Regions from separate parts of the Mus musculus genome. Here region 1 is linked to region 2. The links are chromatin contacts, found by Hi-C in ENCODE. All regions are on one chromosome and are shown on one strand. Each heading gives the region's core, a stretch centred on a gene start or an enhancer-like site at or near the end of the contact. The rest is flanking DNA. Distances are from core to core; before and after follow the strand shown.

Region 1 (4,616 bases), core at 1,104-3,603, about 55 Mb after region 2:
ATTTCCAGTGAACAACAACAATGAAAAATCCCTTCACTAATATGAAGGTAATTTAAAGTGTGATCTCTTATAAACTAATTCAGAGAACTATATATAGTACTTTATTTAGCAACTTATTAAAGCCAAATATTTTGGTTGCTTTTGCTGTTCCTGGTATTAACTTTTTGAAATGATAGACTCATCCAAGTAAAGACTTACTTAGAAATAAAGAGGAGTGAGCAGTGGAGTCCAGAATGACAACCCATGCCGTCAGTAATGCCCAGGACGTTAGCTAAAACCCATGCTGTCAGTAATGCCCAGGTCATTAATTAAAGCCTTTCTCAATTCCTAAGTATAGCTGCTAAAGGGAAAATTACAGTCAGTAAACTCCAGAGGAGATGTGCACAGTAGCATGAACATGACAGCAGTACAGAGCACAGCCCTATCACTAGTGGGATGTAGCACCAAGCAGAGCTAAGCGTAAAAAACAGACGGCAACAGTCAGCGAGATGATTGACTGGGTGAAGATGCTAAGCCTGGTCAGTCCCGTGACCAACTCTGCAGTTATTCTGACCTCCACACGAATACCATGGCACATATGTGTACATGTACACACACACACTAAACATATTAAAAACACACATGTATTCCACAACATTCCAAAAAGGAATATATGTCATAAAGTATCCAAGCAAAGAAATGTATTACAGCAAAAATTTAGGGTTAGATTAACGTTCTTCCACTGATACATGGAACTGTGACCTAAATAACAATCTTTACTCCCAAAGGATGGTCACTGAACCTCTCCTGAAATTGTATATGAAATTTTGTGTACGTGAGCATTTTTAAAACACAGATTATCTACTCAAGTTCATGATCCAACTGACTAGAAGTCACTACCATGGCTGTCACAGTGCAGTGAGAGTAGAGAATATATATTGGAAATGTCTCAGGAGGAAGGACTAAAAGGACCACACAAGAAACATTTAAGAGGAAAATATATCACGGAAGATGAGCCATCATTAGAGGGAAGAGAACGACTACCAGCTAGCAAATTAGGAAAGGAAACTTGGTCTGGCAGTGGTGGCACACACCTTTAATCCCAGCAATTGGGAGGCAGAGGTAGGCGGATTTCTGAGTTTGAAGCCAGCCTGGTCTACAGAGTGAGTTCCCAGGACAGCCAGGGCTATACAGAGAAACCCTGACTCAAAACAAACAAACAAACAAACAAACGGGCTGCACAGAGAGAGAAACTCTGTCTCAAAAAAACAAATAAAACAAAAAAAAGGAAAGAAAAGAGAGAGAGAAAGAGAAAGAAAGAAAGAAAGAAAGAAAGGGAGAAAGAAAGGAAAGAAAGAAAGAAAGAAAGAAAGAAAGAAAGAAAGAAAAGAAAAGAAAACCTGAAAGAAACAATGGAATAGTCTAAGACATCGTGAAAATCGATTTGATTAGAGAACAGCAAAGGCCAGCTCTCAGGCTTACTGCACAGTGGGAAAAGACGATTCACATTTGTTTCTCCTAAGTAGAATTCAGTACTCATTCTTGTACTTTAAGCAAAATAAATGTAACTAAAAGTATTACTTGTTTGTACACCATCATGCCCATAAATCTTAGAGCAATTTACACGCCCTTCAACTGAGAAACTTGATAACTTTACTTTTGCTATCTGAATTACCTGAAGCTGACCTAATAGCAAAGACATTTTTGTATAGCCCATATTTAAACAATTATCGTACACTTACCACTCCACCCACATACCGGTCTCTATTTCTTCTCATAATATCTGTGAATTAAAAAGAAAATTCAGGCAAGTGGCCTAATTGACTCATAGTTTTTAAAATGTAATGATACTTCATTTTTAACTCACCTAAAAACTCAGTATGTGAATTGCGACAATGAAGAAACATTGGTAATTGTGTTTGTTCTGACAGTTCAAATTGTTTTTCAAAATATCTGCACAAAGCAAAAAAAATTGCCACACCAAAATTTTTATTTTAGCATGAGACATATATCAAATAATTTTTGAGTAAAGGAATTTTACTATCTGGAAATGGCAATATGAAAGCAGTGAATTCAGATATTAACAACACAAGCTTCTTTCCTGCCACTTAATTTTTAGAAAGGGATGCTTCATTTACCAGGATTACAAACTTTCACAATGCCCTTTGTTGTTCTATGACTTTATTAACTAATGTTTGGGTTTTTAAATCACTTTTTCAGATTCTGCTGGGCTAGAATAAGCTGAAGTAATTTTGTTTTAGTTAAAGTGAGGACAGTTTGCAAGTTAGAAAACATAAAACCTTGAAAGAAAAGATTAGGAATTACTAGTAGTGGCGAGGGACATTGCCAGATGGGCAGAGTCCTTGCCAACATGCACAAAGCCCTGGGCTGAATCTCCAGCACTGCATGAAAGCAAGCGTGGTAGCTCAGGACTGTGATTTCAGCACCCGCAAGGTGAAGACACACATCACAAGTTTAAGGTGATCTTCAACTACCCAATTAGTTTGAGGACAACCAGGCCCATATGAAACCTGTTTCAAAACAAAAAACAAAACAAAACAAAACAAAAAAACCCCAAAACACAAGTACTAGCCACCTATTCCATAGCCACTAAAGCAGTACATATGCCAACATCCAGTGTGTGGGGGAAGGGGGGTGTCACGGAGGGCCCGTGCCAAGGCATCCCTTTCCCCTTAGGGACCAGATGGTATAGAATAGAGTTTATTCAGGGCATGGGGAGGGGAGTTAGGAGGGCAGCAGAGGCAGAGAGAAGGGGGGAGTAGAGAAGTAGAGGTGGGCCATGGTCACCCGGAGAGAGGGGGAAGGGAATGAGGAACAAAGGGAAAGAGGCAAGAGAACAAGAGAGAGAGAGAGAGAGAGGAGGGGCAAGCAGCCCCTTTTATAGTGGGCCAGGCCTACCTGGCTGTTGCCAGGTATCTGTGGGGGTAGAGTCCAGACAGAATACCAACAAATATGATCATACAGGTAGCTTCAGCCACACGCTGCAGATAATGACCTCCATGTGGTCACCATGCACAACTCTGTGGCCCAGCCACATGACCAAGTCACAATTTTATAGAACCAAACAGTTCTATAAGAAAGTAGCTTTCTGTCACAGAATAGCCAAAGATATAATTCTCTAAAATTATCAGAAGCATGCCAGGCAGTGGTGGCGCACACCTTTAATCCCAATACTCTGGAGGCAGAGGCAGGCGGATGGCTTGAGTTCAAGGCCAGCCTGGTCTATAGAGTGAGGGCCAGGACAGCCAGGGCTACACAAAGAAACCCCGTCTTGAAAAACCAAAAATAAAATAAATAACATAAATACATATGATGTGCCCTGAGAATTTTATGAAATTCAAGAAAAGAAAGATCCCTAAGCTAGATAGATATCATTAAGAGGTCGTGGGGTGGGGGTGGGGGGACAGAGGGAAGGATATGGAGAGACAGCTCAGTGGTTAAGAGCAATGGTTCATTTAAGAAGCTGGGGTGGGTGGGTGGTAAGGTGGCTCAACAGGAAGGACACTGTCTGCATGGTAAAGAAAGGCTGGCACCTGAGTTCACCTCCCAGAGCCCACATCAAAGTAGGACTTGGGAACTATGTGCATGAAGTGGCCCTGGGACCACCACTCGCACAGCATGGCATGCATGCCCCCTCACAAAAATAAAAGAGGAATCTTAAGAAAGAAAATTTCCATGTGGTAAAACTAATCGAAACACTCCAACAGTACAAACTGAGGATAACAGGTATATAACATCAAATAACTGGTATTTTAAAAAGGAAAACAAACAAAACCAGCCACCAAATAACAAGTTACAGAGCAGAACTGACAACTGTCAAAATTTCTTACATCTGTACATTTTATCAAAGCTCTATTTTCCTCCAGTTGAATCACTGCTTTCTGACAGCTTGGGTCAACACTAAGGACAGCTTGAAATGTCAGTGTCAGAGCAGCTGTTACTGGCGAGGACTGAGACGTGCCAAAACGCAGTGAGTGACACAGTAGCTGTGAGCCTCTCCCAGCTGGCTGACAGCCTGGGTGGCCTCGATCCTTTTCCAGAGAACCTTAAATATCCCTGGAATCATTCTGAAATCTTGTCTGATAGCTGATTTTTAAAAAAGACCTACATAATATCAGTATTTTAAAGCCCCAAGAAAAATGCCCAGAGCAATATTTCCTCCTATATGGGAGAACAGAGCTCCGCCTTGTGAAAGGAAGAAGTGTACCAGGGCAGCAGGAGACAGACTGCTAGGACTTCAAGACAATCTTTCCATAACCGACTCAGGCCCTCTCCTTGTTTCCATTCTTGGTCTTTAACAAGCACTTCTCAGGAATGGAGAATTGGCTCAGTGGTTAAGAGCACTAGGAGCTCTTGCATAGGAGCAGTATTTATTCAGTTCCCAGCACCCACATGGTGGTTCACAACGATCTGTTACTGTGGCTACAGTGGATCTGATACCCTCTTCTAACTCCCTTATACAGATGCACAGACACAGTGATAGAATTTTTAAAGCATTTCTCAAAAGCCACTGCTAGTATTTTAGAAGCTATATAACTTTTGAGCACTCAAGTCTGTCCAGGCATGCCACCATGGGCTTTACCCATCATATACTGAAGAGCGGTGGGCAGTGGCAT
Region 2 (4,792 bases), core at 2,138-4,637:
GTTCTTTAAAATGAAAGGAGAGTACATGAAGATCTCTGATGATGTCGTTCTCTGCTTTATTCCCCCTCGAAACAAGAATTTCACTCTGTAGCCCAGGATATCCTTAAACTCATTATGCTCCCACCTCAGTTTCCAGAGTGCTTGGATTATACTGGCATAGAACTGTGTACATCATTCTGATCCTTGCCTGCCGAGTTCCTATGTGAGTGTAGATGGACAAACATTACTGTGTCTTGAAGCAGTCTAAAAAACACACAAAAGTTAAATGGCCAAGGTAATGATCCGGTCCTCCAGAGACGTTTGTTTGAAATCAGTCCACATGACACATGGATAAGTATTTGGTTGGTTTGGCCCAAACATCCACTTGTTAAACATGGTAACGTTGGGCTCGTGTCTCAGCATTTCAGCAGCATAACTTGTTGGTGGTCTAATTTGTGAAAATTTCCTATCTTCAAATTCAGTCTCTCTCTTCATCACTCCCCTCCCCGGAAGATAATCCTGGTGCACAATTTTGTTTGATGAAAAGGGTGGGAGGGATGTTATTACCCAGTCATTAGAGACCATGGATGCTACTAAGTACCTCTTAGGACAGTATGCGTTCTCTACAGGATGCAAAGACATATCTGGCCCAGCTATCAGTAATAGCACGATTGAGAACCCAGTCTGTCAAGAGAAGCTTTAGATTGACGATGGCCTGGCCAAGTTCATGTAAAATAAATAAAATAGGACTTTAGGGTTAGCATTGTCTTCTCATGCCAGATGGCCCCTACCAGCATACAATTATGGTTTAATGAGTATTTATGGGAAGCTTCTACATTAACAAAGTGAGAGAAAATTTTTATTTAAATACAAGGAAGCTGAAATTTCTCTGGACATGGTTTTCTCAATTTGTTTCATAGTAAATCCGATAGATTGTACTTTTTAAAAATAAATAAGGCATTTAGACATTACTGGGTCTAAAAGAGCAGAGCTACTAAACTCAGTCTCTTTTCAGTCCCGATTCCTTGGAGCTAAACACATATTTCACTACAGTTGACACCCTGCAAGCTCCCTCCAGTGTAGACTTGGGGCTAAGAACTAGTATTCTATGCAGAGCCTAGTGCATCTTAGATGTAAAAAAAACAGCTGTGGTAGTTCTTAAACACAAAGAATTGAGTCTTTGAGAAGTACCCATTATTGAAGATGAAGTCAAATAATGGAATACTTCCCACACTGACTCCCAGTGCTTTATAATTGTTTCAACGCAAATAATTCTAAAATATAACCCACACATCTCTGTCTTTTATAACACATGCTACTGAGCTTCATCTTCTCTTAGTGGCTTTAAAAATGTCATTGTAAAGGATGTTGTGGTGGTTTGAATAGGAATGGCCCCCACGGACTCATCTATTTGAATGCTTGGCCCATAGGGAGTGGCACTATTAGGAGGCATGGCCTTCTTGGAGTAGTGTGGCCTTGCTGCAGGACATGTGCACTGTAGGGGTAGCCTTTGAGGTTTTATATGTTCAAGGTAGGCCTAGTGGGGCACACAGTCTACATCTGCTGCCTTTACATCAGGATGTAGAACTCTTAGCACCTTTCCGGCACCGTGTCTGCCTGTACACTGCCATGTTTCCTGCCATGATGATAATGGACTAAACCTCTGAATCTGTATGCCAGTCCTAATTAAATGCTTCCCTTTATAAGAGTTGCTATGGTTACAGTATCTCTTCCCAGCAATAAATCCCTAACTAAGACAAGTGTTAGCCATTCCCCTATGCCAGGAGCAGGGTTCATGTACAGCATTTATTTTTGCTAAGGTTTTTGTTGCCTTAGCAGGTCAGGGGTAACTGATATTCTTGCTGTTTCTAGCTCCTTACCTTCCCAAAGTGACCACGGGGTGAATTACAACAAATTCCCAGGAGTAAAAAAACCTCAAAACCTACTTTCTCTCATATATTCTATATGCTTAGAATTGTTTAGCAAAACTTGACTCTCAGAGATAAACCAAAGAGTGAAAATTAGCCTTTCACATTATTTTGCAATTGTGTAACATTTGCTGAGTGTTAGAACTGTACGCTGCACATACTCTGAATGGTTTTCTCTTGTGTGACTGTTTGATTTCATCCTCATAAGAACACGACAAGGTAGGTTCAAGTGTGCAATTATCTGGATACAAACAGATGTGAGGCAGAGAATTCAGAGAGTTCTGATTTAAAGCCAGTTGACTTTACCCCCAGAACTTTGCTTGAACCACTACAACAGAGGCAGGAACATGTTAGGCTGCAGGCTGTGGGCTGCGTTATCCACAGCTAGGTTTTGTTTGGCTCAAGAGCCAGCAGTTCTTTGTGGGGCGGGGCATTTGCACCTGGGCAGCTTGCATGGTCTCTGCTAGAAGGGAGCACAGTGCTGCCTTTCCTTTCACTTGCTCAGCTCTGGAGTTTGCATGAAGACAGGGACGTTCTCTTCTAATTTGGACAAGGTTGGGGGGCAGATGAGCTAGTGACATGCATGGTTGCTAACAGTAATGAAACAAATTTCATGGCTTATTCACACGAAATTACAAATGTCTGGCTTCCATGAAAGGGGCACAAAAGGATGAATTAAGACCAAGGCTCCAGGTAATGCGGTTTCTGGTTTCTCTAGGAGGGGCTCAATCCACACATTCCTGGGAAATGCCAGGCAAGCTGTTTTTTGTTTTGTTTTGTTTTGTCTTGTTTTCCCCAAGCTGTGACCTCTGTATAGCACATTCTGGTATTTCCTTTTAAAACCCACTCTTCTCTCCTTCTTATAAATAGTCCACTCATGATGCCACAACTCAGTTCCTCCCTTATGCAAATGAACAGAAAATGTGTAACTTCCCTGAGCTGACTGACTCCCTCAGGTGACCAACAGGGTGGATTCTGTTTTCCTGTGCAAGCTGTTTTGTAGGACACACTGTTCTCTTGTTCCATGCCTGGCAGAGAAAAGAAGAAGGAAAAGGAGAAGGAGAAGGAGAAGGAGAAGGAGAAGGAGAAGGAGAAGGAGAAGGAGAAGGAGAAGGAGAAGGAGAAGAAGGAGAAGGAGAAGGAGAAGGAGAAGGAGAAGGAGAAAAAAAAAAACCACACACATAACTTTGCTCTTGGTGTCTACTGTCTGATAGCTGCTTTGCTTAGAGCACTTCCCTATCTACAGGAAAACTGTGTGCATAGCCATTTGCATGTTAAAGGCATCTGTGTTTGTTGTTGTTGCTTTTGATGGCAAAACAACCATTGCTCAGGCTTGTAGCTTGTGGGCCACTGGCAGAGAAAAGATTTTACTGAGTGAAAGGCCCTCATCTGGTGAGTGCCAGACACTTTCCTTCCCAGCTTGAGCTTCAGCACATGGCCCTTTGTCTCTGCCAAGCCAGTGGGATCCAGTCATTCCACATAGCCTGCCTGTGTCCTAACCACAGGGACGGCTGCCCTGGCCTGCAGAGACACCTGATACACAGTGAGGACACTGACAGCATCATCGCCTGGCCTCAAATCTGGCTAAGGATACACTTAGCCATTGCATTCCTCTCTGGAGCTTCCTTTATTTGACTTAGAGACGGAGGGAAATCGTTTCACCTTTTGGATCTCTGCTTCATGCCCAAGATGCAAATGAGAGCATTGGAACCTCTATTCTATCAAGTTCTTCTGAAGACTTTCAGTGTTTGGACCAGAATTTTGACCTTTGGTTTTTTAAAATAGACTTCTTTAGTGATAATTTTTTCCTACTTTTGTGTCTACAGAAAACATTTACACACACACACACACACACACACACACACACACATGACCAGCTTACTTCAAGAAATTTTCATGTCTCCTTAGAAAAAAGGAAATCCTAAGAGTTGATGAAGTATGTATGCATCAGCTGACATCACCAACCAAGAATCTAAGAAAGAAAGCAAACCTGGCTAGATTGTTATCTGTTTGTCTTTTCTCCTTACCCTGGCCCTCGTTACCTAAAAACGTGACACCTGGATCTCCTGTAGCTATTTTTTGAGCCTAAGGAATAGGTTAACATGATATGGATTATGTGGCAGAAAGCTCATGGCATTGTTGATGGAACTATACAACTTATAATGTGGAAATCTTAATTTGTTTTCTAAGTCTTGGTACCACAATGTATAACAATACTCCTCCTCCCACACAGGGTTTTTATGGGGATTATTTAAATAACACATGCTATGAAATTGCCTCTGAATGTTAGAAATCAGTCAGTCCAATCAACTAACATTATCTTTTTTTTTTTTTTTCTCATTTACCCTTCCATCCATAACTTCAACTCAAGAGGAAACTAACCCAGAGTTACTTGCTACTAGCTAACACTTTAAAACAGGTTTCTGTATAGAGAGAGGCTTTGGACTTGATGGTGGATACCACAGATCTGACCTTGAGTTAATAGGGTCTTAGGAACCTGAAAGAGATTTCCCTTCAACTTCAGCTGCAACTTAAGATAAGCAGGAGGTGGGGCCCTGTCAGGCTGCAGCAGAGAGAAAGCGTGGCCCTGCTGGCAAGGAAACAGAACAAGCTCTAAGGGAAAGTAAGCTCCAGAGCGTCCCCAATCTTCTTACAGTCTAAGATATTTGCCTTCCTGGGAAACACAGCAGAACAGAAAAGTAAAAGGGGTAAGCTCACTGTGTGCTGCCAGGCCCCAGAGGCACAGTCCAAGAGAAGGACCTGTCTCTCTTTCCTCATCGAAAAGCATGCATAATTGATTGATCTCTACGTACACAATCATTTGGGAGTGGATAACTCTTTTTAAAGAAAGTTATATTCTCCTACAATTTCTCTTTTCCCGTCAG

What was found. Hi-C counts contacts between places; a loop is a spot of excess contacts on that map.
Region 1: a loop to region 2 is called in a map of regulatory T cell, with 94 times the contacts of the local background. The contact joins two enhancer-like sites. A Hi-C loop is called at or near these places in 3 of 37 maps with a recorded cell type or tissue (T-helper 1 cell, T-helper 17 cell and regulatory T cell).

What each region holds. Positions count from the first base shown.
Region 1 is chr15:58,914,431-58,919,046 of GRCm38, forward strand. Tatdn1 (TatD DNase domain containing 1) reads right to left here. Exons shown (of 12, transcript NM_001368428.1): 7 at 1,847-1,932; 8 at 1,722-1,762. Among named protein-coding and RNA genes, the nearest start is that of Gm36559, 17 kb to the right of the region's middle. Within about 2 kb of position 2,354, at least 1 of the 3 ENCODE cell types and tissues checked has a DNase peak (open chromatin) inside an H3K27ac peak, as active enhancers do.
Region 2 is chr15:3,505,932-3,510,723 of GRCm38, forward strand. All of the region lies in intron 1 of Ghr (growth hormone receptor), which reads right to left. Among named protein-coding and RNA genes, the nearest start is that of Ghr, 75 kb to the right of the region's middle. Within about 2 kb of position 3,388, at least 1 of the 3 ENCODE cell types and tissues checked has a DNase peak (open chromatin) inside an H3K27ac peak, as active enhancers do.